Regions from separate parts of the Homo sapiens genome. Here region 2 is linked to region 1. A link is a contact called in ENCODE Hi-C or POLR2A ChIA-PET data. All regions are on one chromosome and are shown on one strand. The core of a region is the stretch at or near the end of the contact, and the rest is flanking DNA. Distances in the headings are between cores, read along the strand shown. Region 1 holds the start of APOL1 (apolipoprotein L1). Region 2 has its middle 31 kb from the start of MYH9-DT.

Evidence for each region. Hi-C counts contacts between places; a loop is a spot of excess contacts on that map. ChIA-PET counts read pairs that join two places held with the same protein, here RNA polymerase II (POLR2A). Pooled maps may share reads with other maps.
Region 2: a pooled map shows a loop between it and region 1 (2.1-fold over the local background). The contact joins the enhancer-like site here to the promoter of APOL1 in region 1. A Hi-C loop is called at or near these places in 1 of 168 maps with a recorded cell type or tissue (endothelial cell of hepatic sinusoid) and 1 of 50 pooled maps. POLR2A ChIA-PET finds 5 or more read pairs at or near these places in 5 of 52 experiments (HEK293T, HepG2, activated B cell and 1 more).

What each region holds. Positions count from the first base shown.
Region 1 is chr22:36,251,238-36,255,500 of GRCh38, reverse strand. APOL1 (apolipoprotein L1) reads right to left here and starts at 2,368. Exons shown (of 6, transcript NM_003661.4): 1 at 2,282-2,368; 2 at 502-564. The coding sequence starts at 545. RefSeq lists enhancers at 7-506, 2,256-2,315.
Region 2 is chr22:36,418,056-36,422,070 of GRCh38, reverse strand. It overlaps the pseudogene RPS15AP38. Among named protein-coding and RNA genes, the nearest start is that of MYH9-DT, 31 kb to the right of the region's middle. Within about 2 kb of position 2,720, at least 20 of the 41 ENCODE cell types and tissues checked have a DNase peak (open chromatin) inside an H3K27ac peak, as active enhancers do.

The DNA of each region.
Region 1 (4,263 bases), core at 1,119-3,618:
GCAGAGGGGCGTCTGGGCCCTTCTTGCTGTAAGGGACAAGGGTGACAGGAGAGGGGCATCCCTTCGCCTTCTTCCTGCTTTGTTCACTGTGTGATCCCCTAGGCCAGGGGAGCCATCTCAACACCATCTCATGAGCCATGAGGACACAGGAGGACCAGGAGAGAGCAGAGGAGCAGGAGGGTAGAGAGAGCTGGTGCCTCGGATTCCCCCGACACTTGTGAGGAGCTGCACCCTGGATCCCATCCTCCTTGGTCATTGTTGGCCTGGCTCAGACCCTGACCTGGAGCCTCTGCTGAATATTGAGGCCGGATATTGACCGTTAGCCTCAACTAGGATACAGCGGGTCCTCCCTGGGCGAGTCTGCCGGTTGGTCAATTCCGGGAAGTGACTTTGGTTCCTAGAAGAAGCCCAGATGGCCCTGGCCCAGCCCAAGCCCAGTCCAATTGTGCAGCCCAGACAGGGAGCCCTCCCTCCCGCCTCAGGGCTCTGAGCCAAGCTCACCAGATGCAGAGGACAGAGACTCTCAGCAAAGCAGCTCCCTCCATGTCGCTGCAGGGCCTCCTCCTTGAGCAGGAAAAGAGGGGTTGAGACAGTGTGCTCCTCCTGAGAAATCACCATTTTCATTTCATTTTTTTTTTGAAATGGAGTCTCGCTCTATCACCCAGGCTGGAGTGCAGTGGGGCGATCTAGGCTCGCTACAAGCTCTGCCTCCCGGGTTCACGCCATTCTCCTGCCTCAGCCTCCCGAGTAGCTGGGACTACAGGTGCCCGCCACGACACCCGGCTAATTTTTTTGTATTTTTAGTAGAGACAGGGTTTCACCATGTTAGCCAGGATGGTCTCGATATCCTGACCTCGTGACCACCTGTCTTGGCCTCCCAAAGTGCTGGGATTACAGGCGTGAGCCACCGCGCCCGGCCTTTCGTTTAGTTTTTAATAAACAGTTTTGCTCTGTCACCCAGGCTGCAGGGCTTTGACACCATCCTAGCTCATTGCAGCCTAGATCTGTTGGGCTCAAGTGATCCGCCTCCTTCAACCTTCTGAGTAGCTGGGACTACAGGTACACACTACCATGCTGGGCTAATTTGTTAATTTTTGATTTCATAGAGACAGCATCTCCTGTGTTTCCCAGGCTGTCTTGAACTCCTGGCCTCAAGTCATCCTCCCGCCTCTGCCTCCCACAGCACTGGGGTTACAGGCTTCATCATCTCTTTTTGGTGAAGAACAAATAAGACCATGACTCAGATTTCACAGAAATTACCCCCCTGATTTCATGGACTTTTGGCAGCTCTATCAGGTTTTTTACAGGGGAAAATACTCAGGCTGGGAGGGGAGGTGAATTTCCCAGAGTCACACAGCTCTTGGAGGGCAGAGGGGAGGCCAACATCTGCCCTTGTGACTCTAATATTGAAGCAAAAATGTTTGATTTTAATAATCCAAAAGTTTCCAGGTTTGATTCTCCTTCTATGAACACAGAGATCTAAGCTCTCACTCCTGTAGTTATACTCACAATTCCACAGTGTGGCTTTTGAATCTCATGATTGCAAAGCTGGCATCATGCCACAGGCACCATTCTGCAACGCACCCTTCTCACTCCCCTGTCTCAGCCACGTTTCCCATTAGGGACACAGCACAGCCTGTTTCTTCTCCATCACCCCAGAAGTCTGAACAGAGGGACAGAGGTGAGGGCCAGAGACGTGGAGTCCTATGATCTACCTGCTCAGCCTCCTGACACGGGACCCTGGGCAAGTCATTCCGCTCCCAGGGCCTCAGTTTCCCCACAGGGCCTGGCACAAGTTGGTGCTCAGACTCAGGGTGGGTGAGATGACCTCTGAACTCCTTGTACCTGAAAAAAAATTCTGTTGCCCCCATTGGGCCTCAGCAGCAGCACCCTGGGGCCAGCCTTGGTGTGGCCTGGCCATAAGAACAGGCTGGGATCTGGGTCACCTCCTCTCCTCCACCTTCTTTGGTTCCTTCAAATTTCCCAAAGAGATGGGCACCCCCAACACAAACCTTCCTTCTGGGTTCACTCAGTCGTGTCTCAGCAGTCAAAACCAGGGCTGAGCCCAGGGAGCTTTGTGAACCCATCTGAGCTGTTTCCCCAACCCTCTATAGTTTAAGAGCCCAGCAGGAGAGGGGAAGCAATCAGACTCAAGCCTGGGTGCAAATCCAGGCTTTGCCGCTACTTTCCTGTCTATCTGAACCAGTCACCTAACCTCTCCCAGCTTATCTACAAAAGCTGTGAGAATAAGATGGAGGCAGGTCAACTGTCCCCAACTTACCAAGGAATCTTCCCCTGGCAGAGACTGAGCAAGATCCAGCTGTTCTGAGCTGTGTGGATCCCACCTCCAGTTATGCGTCTGTATAATAACCAGACAGGTCCTCCAGTCCCCAAGATATACCGAGGAATTCGAAAGGGAAAGTGAAAGTCACAACTTCCCAGCAGCTCATGACCAAGCACAGCAAACACGCTCCCCTCCACCTTCAGTCCAGCCCCACCCTCCTTGCTGCTGCCCTTAGAGGAGCAGCCTGAGACCAGACATCCAGATCCCTCTCATCCAACCCACCTGCCTCGCATCCTCAGGGCTGGGGGTCTGCTGTGGTCTCAAGGAGAAAGACCTGCCACTGACATACTATGGGACCCTGCAGATTACTCCCCATCCTCCCGTGCATCCACATTCCCCTGATGCCTGCCTTACTCCTGCCCGTGCCATCGGCATAAGCACAGTCTCCCACACATGCCTTGTGGATGCTTATTGTATATTTATTGTAATGCCGTTGGGGTTATTTTGGTTATGTTTTTGAGACAGGGTCTCAGTCTGTCACCAAGACTGAATTGCAGTGCCACAGTCATCGCGCACAGCAGCTTCAAACCCCTGGGCTTAAGCCATCCCCCCACCTCAGCCTCCTGAGTAGCTGGTTCTACAGGTATCAGCCAACCACCCAGCTAATTTTTAAAAAAATTATATTAGAGATGGTGCCTCACTATATTGACTGGGCTACTCTTGAACTCCAGGCCTCAAGTGATCCTCCCACCTTGGCATGAGCCACCGCACCAGGCCTGCTCTTGTTGAAGGCCATGCCTTGTGGCTTCTAGATATTTGCTTATATGGGGTCTTCTGCCGGGAGCACCTGCTTCCACCGCCTGGAAAAATCATGCTCATCGTTCAGTGACAAAATCAGGCATTGCCTCCTTTCAGAGATCCCCCAGCATCCTCCCCAGCAGAGGCCACTGCCCCGTGTTCCACTCCCGAGGCACACAGGGTGGAGGGACTAGAGACCACTGCTCAGCCACACTTCCATGACTAGGAAGTCATGCAACCAGATTGCTATTGGACTTTTGTGCTTTGCCCCAGGCAGAAGGGCCTCAAAGGCAGCTAAACCACAGAAGCCAACCTGACCCTTCCATGGGGGCCTATTTCATCCTGAGCAAACATCTCTGGGGGCATCGTGTCCACCTCACCCCACCCATACACACACACACACCAGCTTATGAGGCAGGAAGAGAATGGTGATTACACAGGGACTGCACAATACACTTTGCAATACATTCCATTTGCAAATGCTTCTCCATTTGATTGAGTTTTATAATCATCCCCTCAATGGGCCAGGATTATGATCTGATTTTGCAGATGAGGAAACTGAGGCAAGAAGAGAGGACGTTGCTTTCATCCAGCAACTCAGGGAGGAGGCAAGACTTGTAAACCAAAGAGGGTCTGGGACACGTCTCAGTCAGTTTAGATGTTTACTCTGCCAAGGTTGAGGATGCACCCAGGAAAAAGTCACACAAGTCACAGGAGGTTCTGGGGTCCACTCGTTTTTCACAGAGGGTTTTGAGGCCTCCAGTATTTAAATGTGTAAAATCAGGCAGGAGTGGAAGGAGGAAAGGAAAAAAGACAGGATAGGTAATGAGGTGAGTGGTCACATTCTTGTGAAGCTTTGATTAGCCCTCCTTGAATCCACAGGTTGTCTATGAAAGGAGGGGGTAGAGGAACAGTCAATTATTCATTCGTCTCATGCACAGTTCGTCTACATTTTATATAAGATAAAAATGAACATAGAGTAGAGGAAGCAGGCATATGTGCATTTTTCTGAGGGTGGGCAGAAGTCTTGTTATTTATCATGTACCAGTAAAGATAAGTTGCTAATTTGCATTGTCACAATGAAATTACACAAAGTCTGCCTCAGGGTAAAAACTGCTGGGACCCACAAGGAGTTTCCTTGTGAGCAATTTGTGAAGGAGGCTACCTGGGGAACATGTTGC
Region 2 (4,015 bases), core at 1,471-3,970, 170 kb before region 1:
TGGGATTACAGGCGTGAGCCACTGCGCCCGGCCTATTTTTATTTTATTTTTATTTTTTTCAGCCTTGCTGAGGTTCTCTGCAAAGTGCTTTTTGGAGGAAAAAAAATTATTATTATTATTATTATTTTTTAATTTTTTTTTTTTTAGATGGAATCTCGCTCTGTCGCCCAGGCTGGAGTGCAGTGGCACGATCTCAGCTCACTGCAAACTCCGCCTCCTGGGTTCACACCATTCTCCTGCCTCAGCCTCCTGAGTAGCTGGGACTACAGGCACCTGCCACCACGCCCAGCTAATTTTTTGTATTTTTAGTAGAGACGCGGTTTCACTGTGTTAGCCAGGATGGTCGCTATCTCTTGACCTTGTGATCCGCCTGCCTCGGCCTCCCAAAGTGCTGGGATTACAGGCGTGAGCCACTGCGCCTGGCCCCTGGCTGATGCCCTCAAGAGCATCAACAATGCCAAAAAGAGAGGCAAACGCCAGGTGCTTATTAGGCCATGCTCCAAAGTCATCGTCCGATTTCTCACTGTGATGATAAAGCATGATTACACTGGCGAATTTGAAATCATTGATGGTCACAGAGCTGGGAAAATTGTTGTGACTGTCACAGGCAGGCTCAACAAGTGTGGAGTGATCAGCCCCAGATTTGATGTGCAACTCAAAGATCTAGAAAAATGGCAGAATAATCTGCTTCCATCCCGCCAGTTTGGTTTCATTGTACTGACAACCTCAGCTGGCATCATGGACCATGAAGAAGCAAGACAAAACCACACAGGAGGGAAAATCCTGGGATTCTTTTTCTAGGGATGTAATACACATATTTACAAATAAAATGCCTCATGGAAAAAAAATCTGTAGAGATAGGGTCTCATTATGTTTCTCAGGCTGGTCTCAGAATCCTGGTCTCAAGCAATCCTCCCACCTTGGCCTCCCAAAGCCCTGGCATTAGAGGCATGAGCCACCATGCCCAGCACTAAGCATTTCTCACAAACAACTTTAAGTCCTAGGAGGCAGGCACTATTATTTTCCCCACTTTACACATGAGGAAACTGAGGCTTCCAGCAGACACTTGACAGTTAGTGGTTCTGTGTAAGTCCCAACAGGAGACTTTTGGTTAGAATAATTCAAAGGTACATGGCTTCTGTTTTATCTCAAATTAAAAAATAATAACAGGCTGGGTGTGGTGGCTCATGCCTATAATTCCAGCACTTTGGGAGGCCGAGGCGGGTGGATCCCTTGAGGCCAGGAGCTTGAGACCTGCCTGGCCAACATGCTGAAACCCCGTCTCTGCTAAAAATACAAAAATTAGCCAGGTATGGTAGCTCACTCCTGTAATTCCAGCTACTCAGGAAGCTGAGGCAGGAGAATAGCTTGAACTCAGGAGGTGGAAGTTGCAGTGAACCAAGTTCTCACCACTGCACTATAGCCTGGGCAACAGAGCAAGACTCTCTCCAAATAAATAAATAAAAACAACACGTGAGAAAGGTCTGTTCAGTCCAAACGCCCAGCAACAGCTGTTCTGTTCTCCTTTGTACTCATTCTAGTCTGTCTGGAGGATTCTGCCTGGTGGCTCCTGTCAGAGTCTTCCCTGATCTCAGCAGAGCCCATGTTTTCTAGAAGAACACAGACACCAGTCTCTGTAACCAAACGACTTTTCTTTGGCTTCTGGGAATGTCCACTCCTTCATGTTTCCTCAGCTGCTCCTGGGAGTCCCTAGAGAAATTCCTCCGGCCAGTGGCTTTGTGAGACTTTAGTGGAACAGCTATTCCTATGTTTGCTCAGTCACAGTGGCATCCCATCTTCCAGGAGTCAAACTCCAGCTCGAGAGGGCTGCTCGCAAGAGTAACTCACTCATGGCTTTTTTTTTTTTTTTTTTTGAGACGGAGTATCGCTCTGTTGCCCAGGCTGGAGTGCAATGACGCTATCTCAGCTCACTGCAACCTTTGCCTCCCGGGTTCAAGCAATTCTCCTGCCCCAGACTCTCGAGTAGCTGGGATTATAGGCACCCACCACCACGCCAGGCTAATTTTTTTTTTTTTTTTTGAGGCGGAGTCTCATTCTGTCTCCCAGGCTGGAGTGCAGTGGTGCGATCTCGGCTCAGCCTCCCGAGTGGCTGGGACTACAGGCACCCGCCACCACGCCCAGCTAATTTTTTGTATTTTTAGTAGAGATGGGGTTTCACCATCTTGGCCAGGCTAGTCTCAAACTCCTGACCTCAGGTGATCCACCTGCCTCAGCCTCCCAAAGTGCTGGGATTATAGGCGTGAGGCACCGCACCTGGCCTGCTGGTCTCTGTTTAAAAAGTGAAAGAAAACAAAAGAAAGAAAGAAATCAGGCTGGGCACGGTGGCTCACGTGGCTGGGTGGGCTGCTCAGGCTGTCTGAGGTCCGGTTTGAGAGATCACAGACCCTAGGAGGTGACAGAGCCAGGGCACCAGAGGGGGCTCCCACGGAGCAGAGTCCTGGTCCTGCCTGCTGCCTTTTCTTGCCATTGCAGTTTGTGACATTCCAGAACACCCCCAGACATGTGGTTTTTGTATACAAGTCCTCGCGGCTAGCGTTTAGCAATGCACTTTCATCTCAGAGTAAACACATTTTCAGTTTTATTTTTGCTCCCGCCTTATCTCCCTGAGCCCCAGCTGAGGCCCTGAAAGGAGGGCAAAGGCTCTTCCCCAAACATTGGCCTTTTGTTAATGACTTTCATCCTGGTCACGTGGACTGAAGCAGCAGTCCTCCAGACATTTCTCTGGTCCTTTGAAAACAAGCAAGAGCCTGGGAAGGCAGGAGCACACACACCCAGCCCCAGCCCCTGGCTCCGGTTTAACGGAGGAAGAGAGGAATGGATGTGTGTGGGGTGCCCTTTCTCTTCTGTTCTTCTGTTCTTCCTTTTCTTTTTCTCTTTTTTTTTTTTTTTTTTTTTTTGAGAGAGAGTCTCGCTCTGTCACCCAGGCTGAAGTGCAGTGGTATGGTCTCGGCTCACTGCAACCTCTGCCTCCCGAGTTCAAGCTATTCTCCTGCCTCAGCCTCCCGAGAGGCTGGGACTACAGGCACCCGTCACCATGCCTGGCTAATTTTTTTATTTTCAGTAGAGATGATGGTTCACCAGGTTGGCCAGGCTGGTCTCGAACTCCTGACCTCGTGATCCACCCGCCTCAGCCTCCCAAAGTGCTGGGATTACAGGCTTGAGCCACAGCGCCCAGCCTAGCTAGTCCTTGATTTGGTTCAATGTGTGAGCCCCACCTCCAGAGTCGAGTCCCACCTCCTACATCAATCCCAGCGCTTTGGGAGACCGAGGAGTTTGAGACCAATGTAGGCAACATAGTGACACCCAGTCGCTATTTTTTTTTTTTTTTTTTGAGATGGAGTCTCACTCTGTCGCCCAGGCTGGTGTGCAGTGGCGCGATCTCCGCCTCCCGGTTCACGCCATTCTCCTGCCTCAGCCTCCCGAATAGCTGGGACTACAGGTGCCTGCCACCACGCCCGGCTAATTTTTTTTGTATTTTTAGTAGAGACGGGGTTTCACCGTGTTGGCCAGGATGGTCTCCATCTCCTGACCTCGTGATCCACCTGCCTCAGCCTCCCAAAGTGCTGGGATTACAGGCGTGAGCCACCGCGCCCGGCCCCCAGTCGCTATTAAAAAATAAAAGTACCAGGCCGGGCGCGGTGGCTCACGCCTGTAATCCCAGCACTTTGGGAGGCTGAGGCGGGTGGATCACAAGGTCAAGAGATTGAGACCAGCCTGGCCAACACGGTGAAACCCCGTCTCTACTAAAAATACAAAAATTAGCCAGACGTGGTGGCAGGCGCCTGTAGTACCAGCTAATCGGGAGGCTGAGGCAGGAGAATCGCTTGAACCCGGGAGGCAGAGGTTGCAGTGAGCCGAGATCGCGCCACTGCACTCCAGCCTGGTGACAGAGAGAGACTCCTTCTCAAAAATAAATAAATAAATAAAATAAAATAAAAGTACCAGCCTGGGCAACATGGCAAAACCCCATCTCTACAAGAAATACAAAAATTAG